Regions from separate parts of the Homo sapiens genome. Here region 1 is linked to region 2. A link is a contact called in ENCODE Hi-C or POLR2A ChIA-PET data. All regions are on one chromosome and are shown on one strand. Each heading gives the region's core, a stretch centred on a gene start or an enhancer-like site at or near the end of the contact. The rest is flanking DNA. Distances are from core to core; before and after follow the strand shown. Region 1 overlaps LOC101929727 (a long non-coding RNA gene). Region 2 overlaps PTEN (phosphatase and tensin homolog).

The links. A loop is a pair of places that touch in the nucleus more often than their neighbours do. ChIA-PET counts read pairs that join two places held with the same protein, here RNA polymerase II (POLR2A). Pooled maps may share reads with other maps.
Region 1: a map of PC-9 shows a loop between it and region 2 (2.9-fold over the local background). The contact joins two enhancer-like sites. A Hi-C loop is called at or near these places in 4 of 168 maps with a recorded cell type or tissue (IMR-90, PC-9, aorta and 1 more) and 3 of 50 pooled maps. POLR2A ChIA-PET finds 5 or more read pairs at or near these places in 1 of 52 experiments (activated T-cell).

What each region holds. Positions count from the first base shown.
Region 1 is chr10:88,155,812-88,159,982 of GRCh38, reverse strand. The region is part of intron 1 of LOC101929727 (a long non-coding RNA gene); the gene reads right to left. Among named protein-coding and RNA genes, the nearest start is that of PTEN, 290 kb to the right of the region's middle. Within about 2 kb of position 1,927, at least 8 of the 41 ENCODE cell types and tissues checked have a DNase peak (open chromatin) inside an H3K27ac peak, as active enhancers do; they include PC-9 and ascending aorta, where a contact is called at or near this core.
Region 2 is chr10:87,958,866-87,962,799 of GRCh38, reverse strand. It overlaps PTEN (phosphatase and tensin homolog), which reads right to left. Exons shown (of 9, transcript NM_000314.8): 8 at 1,682-1,906. Among named protein-coding and RNA genes, the nearest start is that of PTEN, 97 kb to the right of the region's middle. Within about 2 kb of position 1,411, at least 3 of the 41 ENCODE cell types and tissues checked have a DNase peak (open chromatin) inside an H3K27ac peak, as active enhancers do; they include PC-9 and ascending aorta, where a contact is called at or near this core.

The sequences.
Region 1 (4,171 bases), core at 678-3,177, 200 kb before region 2:
GACCTCATGATCCGCCCACCTTTGCCTCCCAAAATGCTGGGATTACAGGCGTAAGCCACCATGCCCGGCCCCCCAATTTTTTTTTAAATTTACTCTAAAGTGACAATACTACTTCCTAGCGGATATTTTATATGAGTCAAGGGGCAGGTGTGGGCTCTTGAAAGTCAGACACAAAAAGAGAGACAGAAGAACAAAGAGAAAACTTGCCAATGCCTAGCAAGGCCTTCTTATGGTAATATTATAACAATATAATATTATTTTCTTATATATTATGTCATTATATATATTTATATTGTTACTATTATTATTACTATTATTTATATTATTAGTATATTACATTATATATATATTTATATTATTACTATTATATGTATTATATACATATAATAATAGATATTAATAATGGTAGTAGTAATATAAATAATAGTAATAATATTACTATATATAATGATATAATATGTAATAATATAGTGAGTGACTGTGTGTGTGTGTGTGTGTGTTAGGGATACATAAAGGGAATAAACCTCCACAGCCAAGATGGCCAGGGGAGGTCTGGGAATCCAGCTGAGATGGGTTTGAGCAGGAGGAACTTAAAGCAAGTTCCTCAGACCTTGGGGCTCTCAGACTTCTGAGATCAGATCAGCTTTAGTCATGATGACACAGGGCACGGGGTGAAGCTGTGGAAGTCTGGTGGACTCACCTGGGAATGACCCAGGGGAGCTGCTGGGATGTTCGCCTATCAAAGGAGGAATGTGGAAAAGGCCGAAGCTTAGCAAGTAAACATGAGCCCCTGTGAGCATGAAAAGAATAAAGTAAGGACATGGGAAAGAGAGCAGAAAAAGCAGGAAGTAGGCTGGCAGGGAAGAAAAGATGAATTTGAGGGGTGGGGGAGAGTGCATTATTCTCATTTATGGACACTCAGGACGTTAGAAGCCAGTTAGTCATTCCTGAAATTCCTGATCCTGGTAAATTTCTCCATAGGAAGATGAGACCTGTCCACATGTGAATAGGCAATAGTCTCCTTTGTGAGGCATTTTATTTGCTGTGATAAAGTGCCTTATTGCCTTTGCCTTCCATAAACTGCAGGATTCAAATTATGTAAGATTTTAGGGTACTTCCATTCATACAAGGACAAGTCAAAGGCCATAATTACTGTGTTTATGTAATACAGATACATTTCAAAACAAAACATGAGCCATGCCCTTGCTTTTTGCAAAAGCAATTCTATTGAATCATAAATAAGTTTACACAGTCTTTATCGCTCTGCAAGATGTTTTCATTTTGTTTGGTCCATGTCCCAAACTGTATTTTGTTTTAGACTTCTCTCATTTTCTTTTGCTTGTGAAAAACTACTTAAGGCCAAGTCTCAATTTCTACAAACATTCTAGTTAAAAATGAATTATTGATTAGAGAAAAGTAATGCTATCATCCCGAAGGCCCTGTTTTCTTCCTTGGTTCCAGCTGTGTGCTCACCACCATCCTTTATCTGAGAAGCAAATGTATCAAGTCTAAGCAAGAAGAAAACACTTGGAGCAGGTGGGATTTGAAGGGAAATGGTGAGGGTGTAGAGCTGATGGAGTCCTTTCAAGACGGTGTTGCAACAGGAATTGGCTGTGGCAGGCAGAAAGATTCTTTTGTGTCAGAGACTTATGAGGATGATGGCTGGTAAAAAAATGGTATAATAAGAGGTTTTAATGGATAGAAGTCAAAAACGACTAAAAAAAGAATCAAAAGCACAAAGATTGACTGCAAACACTTTGGCTCTGAGCCTAAATAGAAAACCATACTAAAAGTTTGGGATACTGTCTGTAAAATGTAATTGAAAAAGAAGTAATTTATGTTTATAAGCTGGATAAACTTGGATAACACAGAGATACTCTTAGACTGAGTCATACACCAGAGCAAGGATGACTAGATTTGACCATTGGAAAGAAACAGGAAGTAGCCAGGAAGAAACCTGAGGCTGAGGATTTTTTTTTCTTGTGTAGAACAAGTACACCAAAGGAAATGGACATTTTGCATTAAAGGGCCAGTCTAGAAATGAAATAAATATTCACAAATCCTGGAACTTTTCAAGTATTCCTGAGAATACCCCATCAGCATGGTACTTCCTACCACTGGAGTGTCAGAGATTAGGCCCAGGGCAGCATGTTCCATGCTGGGCAGCAGTTTTCAATCTGAGATGGTCATTGCGAGTGGAAGTTCTTACTCAAAAAAGAAATAGCAGCCTTTGGGAATCTTTGGGAGGTATAATCCAGTTATTTTGATCCTAGAAACAATGAGGCTGCATTTTCCCGTGATAGGAAATGAAAAAGCAAACATTTGGGATGCTTCCTTACCAAAGTTTTAGGAAGAAGCATTTCTCCCCAGTGTGGGGTCAGGCCAAGACCAGTGATATATCAATATCAGTAATGTCAAAGATTCAAGTCCAACATGATCTCTAAGATCCTGTAGCCAGAGATGCCTATGGCCCAGCATTGTCAGGAAAAGCAGCACAAGAGACTCGGAGGTCATGAAGTTCACTGTGGCCTGGAAAGGGGGCTGACCAGGAAGGCTAAGCTAGGAAGATGAAGGTAGAAGGTGGACTCTAATTTAGTTCTGTAAAATAATTCTAGAAACAGTATTAATCTCATATATTTCTATAGGCCTTTATAGATATAGACCTTTACAATGCACTTTTATAAGCATTATCTCATTTAATTTCTAAAATGGAAGGGCTTGTATTTAAACTCAGTCTTTACCAATTCTTAGCCATGGTGATCCTGGACCAGTCACCTCTATGAGCTGAAGTTTTCTCATCTGTGAAATGAGGATAATAAAAATACTGACTTCCAAGTATTATAATGAAATAGATGCAAAGCCTTTCACATGGTGCCTGAAGAAATAGTAAGCACTCTCTACATTTTATTTATCTTTTAAAAATTTTAATAGACCTCACACTAACCCTGTGAGGTGCCCAGAGCAGATGCTGCAACTCCATGTCACAGATGAGGAAACTTAGAAAACTAAAGCTCAGAAAGTGACTTGCCTAATATGGCCAGGGCATAGACCCTCAGAGAAACTAGAAAATGTGTTGTGTAATCAAAACTAAGAGAGCTCTGCACAGTGGCATTCTGAGTTGCATCTCCTTGTGTTTGTACCTCGTTGCAGCTGGGAAGAGTCAGAGGGACAAACAAGTTTCAGATTTTTAAACCGAAGGAAACTCTGACAGAAAATCCAGCGCTTGCTGGACCATTCTGATTCTCACCCAGCAAGGGTTAAATTATGCTCAGGAGGATCTCAGGAGACAGCAGGGTCCAAAAAAAGAAGGAAGGGTGTTGTCCCTGGGAGAAAGATGTGCCTTGAAAGCCCAGATGCCCTCACTCATGCACATGGCAGTGCTTGGTGAGGACCTCCACCCTTGAGTCAGCAGAGCTGTGTGCATGTGGCTGACCTCTGGTCACATATCTCAGCCCATACCATAAAACATCAACTTTCTGGAATCCCCATGAACTGACTCATTGTGGAGAGAGTTGAGGACTTACTTTTTAAAGCACCCAACACTTGACAAAATATCACCATTACCTTTGTAATGAAAATGTCTTAATGGGTCACAGACTTCCTTGGCTTTTTAAGCCGAGTAGGTGGAGTATAACTTATCCTTTCCTTGACAACTGACCATCATGAATGATGCTGATGCTGCTGTTCTGAGCAACCATATTTTGAGTAACAAGGTTCTAGATGATCTATGGAAAAGTACTAGGGAATGTAACAACTAGAATTAGCTAGAAGGGCACCATCATGAACATCCATTATTATACTGGGTTGTATACACTCATCTTCTTGGGATATTTTGAAGCATGTTGGAAAGAGGTTTCCACTAAACTAAATATTTCCAGATTACTGCCTGAGCTTTCTTAGTACTTCTCTGTGCTTCATTTAATATTTTTTGTCTTGTCTTTTATTCTTTTGCCCTTGCCTGCCTATATCTATCTCTTGTTCTCTCCAAACCCCTCTAACTTGCCTCTTCCCTTCTACTATAGACAGCCAAGCTTTATAAAATAGGTTGTAAAATAGGTACAAATAACACTTTAAAAGGGTGAATTTTATGATATATGAATTATATCTCAATAAAGCTATTTTAAAGTGCATTGCAAACTATAAAATCTTACAAAAGGTGAGAAATCACATC
Region 2 (3,934 bases), core at 162-2,661:
GCTAATTATCCTGATTTGATCATCACACACTGCATACATGAAAATATCACTCTGTATCCCATAAATATGTACAATTATTATATATTAAAAATTTTTTTAAAGGGAAACTTCTGAACACTTAAAAAAAATTTAAGGGCTAAAGACATTTAATATTAGATCTATTTTCACTTAAAACGTGCAGGGGCCCAAGTATTACTATTACTACCAATATACATACATACATACATACATATATGTATGTATATTGGTAGTAATAGTGTGTGTGTGTGTGTGTGTGTGTGTGTGTGTGTGTATATATTTTTTTTTTTTTTTTTTTTTTAAGACAGAGTCTTGCTCTGTTGCCCAGGCTGAAGTGCACGTGCACTGGTGTGATCTCGGCTCACTGCAACCTCCATCTCACAGGCTCAAGCAATTCTTGTGCCTCAGCCTCCCAAGTAGCTGGGATTACAGGTGTGCGACACCATGCCCAGCTAATTTTTGTATTTGTAGTGCAGATAGGGTTTCGCCATATTGGCCGGCTGGTCTTAAACTCCTGGGCCTCAAGTGATCCGCCTGCCTTAGCCTCCCAAAGTGCTGGGATTACAGGTGAAGTATTACTAGCAATATTCTTAATACTCAGACGCTACAGTTAGATTTATTACATGTTATAAAAATTGAATGAAAAATTAAGAGAGAGTAAAAAAGAGAAAGAAACGAGTGTGGTGAATGAACAGGGGAAAATCAGGTAGAATAAGAAATAGGAAGGGGGAAGAAAAAAATGGTAAACAACCACTTGGGAATGTTTACAAATCAGATTTTTTTAATCTGAAGAATTCTTGTCTATAAGTAGATATATATACCTATGTAGAAATACATATATCACACATAGGCAAAAATGAAACAAACCAAATAATTCTAAGATACAATATAAGGAAATAGGATTTTTAAAAAAAGAATAACGGGAGGACAATCAAAGGACTTCAGAGAATATGAGATTGAAGCTAAGGCTGGAAATATGAAGATAGCTATGGAAGGTCAGGGGAAAAGGCTGAGATGAAAAGGTACAGGGAGAAGGAAAATAACTGGAAAGACTAGAAGAGGCAGAAGCTTAGCATTTTGAAGAACTGAAGAAAGACCAGTATGACTGAATCTCAAGAAACAAGGAGAGAAGGTGACTAGTGCTGATGTAGGAGGTAGCCCTGTGCTAAATTATGCTGGGCCTTGTAGGTCATGGTAAAAAAAAAAACACAAGGTCCTTATAAAGTGTAAACAGAAGTGACACAATCAAGTCTATTTTTAAGATCACTCTGAGGGATTGAGAATAAATTGGAAGGCAGACAGGAGTGGAAGCAGTAAAAACATTCCATATGAATCATTCCCAAATGACTGAGTTCCCATCTATTTCTTTCCTCTCCCATTCCTACTTCATATCCCAGTCATTTAGCCCCCTCCCGCACCTTTGCCCCAGATTTCAGCAAACAACGAAGAATTAGGAAAAGGAAAAATGCAGCTTTTTTGACGCTGTGTACATTGGGTATTTTATTAGAAACTTTCATGTTACTGCTACGTAAACACTGCTTCGAAATAATACATAAGTTAAAAACTTGTCAAGCAAGTTCTTCATCAGCTGTACTCCTAGAATTAAACACACATCACATACATACAAGTCAACAACCCCCACAAAATGTTTAATTTAACTGACCTTAAAATTTGGAGAAAAGTATCGGTTGGCTTTGTCTTTATTTGCTTTGTCAAGATCATTTTTTGTTAAAGTAAGTACTAGATATTCCTTGTCATTATCTGCACGCTCTATACTGCAAATGCTATCGATTTCTTGATCACATAGACTTCCATTTTCTACTTTTTCTGAGGTTTCCTCTGGTCCTGGTATGAAGAATGTATTTACCCAAAAGTGAAACATTTTGTCCTAAAAAAAAAAAAAAAGAAAAGAAAAAGAAATGAAATGACATATTTAATTAATGATGTTTTATTTTTTTAAAAAAGAAAATCTGTCACCTATGTTAAACATTTGCAAAAAGTCAACAAAATAAACTATCATTTGATATTCTGAATAAAGGTAAACACAAAGACTATTATAAGGCAATCTGAGTTATCTGTTGCATTTTCATTCACATGATTTTTCTTCACTCAAATTCTCAAATTTTAAACCAAAAATACAATCTCACAAGATCTAAGATAAACTACTTTTGCCTTAAAATTTTAAGTAAAAAAACCTCTTTTCTCATCTAATACTAGCTTTAAATACGTTTTTAGTTTACGTGTACATACATATAAACAAAATTCAGATATGGATTTAATTTTTTCTACATTTCAAATGAGCTACCTATTCCAAGATTTACTTTAACAAAAGTTCTTGGACGGTGAGTGCAACTTCCCTGATGACGCATGGCAAATACATGTTTACTTCTACAGCAATACAAACATGAGAAGCTCCAGTTTCTTACATGACAATATAATGCTTGAATACTTTCAGAATAAATATGAGGGGGTAGGAAAGAGTACTACTGATTTCTTTTGATGTTATAAAATGCTTGTTCTTAAAAAAAATCACTTCTTACTAATAAGATAATACCTTCTTAATAAAAAAACACAACAGAAGTTCATCACTTTAAACCTCTATTGACCAACAAAGAAATCTGGCCTGTATAAATCATTTGGCAATTAATGATATACAGCCTTGTGACATCTTATCTGGTACCTGGTACCTTAAAATGCCATTTAAATCTTTTATTCTAATTTATCTTAAAGTTTTTTATCCCCCAGAAAATAAGATCCTTAAGGATGTTACGTCTTAAATGTCATTGCATCTTTTAACAGTACCTGGCAAAGTAATCTTGTATACAAGGTCTTTAAAATTTTTTTTTTGCTTATTTCAATTATTTTAGCCAGTAATTGTATTTTACTTAGAAGAAAATAAGCCAATAATATTTAAATAACAAAAAGGTGAATTCTATATATATATGGGTTATACTAAAATTTTTTGTGTTTTAATCATAGCATATTCTTAAATAAGGCAGGGAAAATCAATAAAATGGAAATTTATGTAGTCAAGGATAAACAAATAAATCATAAATATTTAATCTAACCTTCAATTTTGCATGTGTTAAAGTACAGATGAAGGGAAATAAGAATTAGGAAATTCCTAAAGGTATGCAGAGATGATGATGTAGATGCCTATTTTTGAAAGCTAAATAAAACTTACTAGTTATCTTAATTTTAAAACAGTTGCTAATACTTCCTGGATTATCAAAAAATAATTTTTCTAAGTTATTGAGATATATTTAACTTTTATTTGTACAGACGATAGGAAATGGGTTTCTGGCTAAAAAAAAAAAAGTTCAGCATATTTTGATTTTTTTTTCCAGCTACTTGGATTCTGGATAAAGGAAAATTATATCTCTACTGATACATCAAAGCAGCATTTAAAATTTTGCAGTAAATGAAACTTCCTCTTATTTTCTTTCAAAAGAAAAGCTAAAAATCAGAAAAAGTAAATAAATCCTATCATTGAGAATGTTTAAAGATTGGCAATATGCTATCTAGTATGTTTAACAAGGCAGCAACACTACAAAGTTAGTCCTTTTCTTCATTACTATCTAAAAATGTTGCACCTTAGTCTCACTTTAAATATTCACATTTAATATTTTAAATGAAGATAGTTGTTGTTTTTTTTTTCTTTTTTTTTGAGATGGAGTTTCACTCTTGTTGCCCAGGCTGGAGTACAATGGTGCATTCTTGGCTTACTGCAACCTCCGCCTCTCGGGTTCAGCAATTATCCTGCCTCAAGCCTCCTGAGTAGCTGGGAAAACAGGCGCCTGCCACCACACCCGGCTAATTTTTTTGTATTTTTAGTAGAGATGGGGTTTAACCATGTTGGCCAGGCTGGTCTCGAACTCCTGACCTCAGCTGATCTGCCCACCTCAGCCTCCCAAAG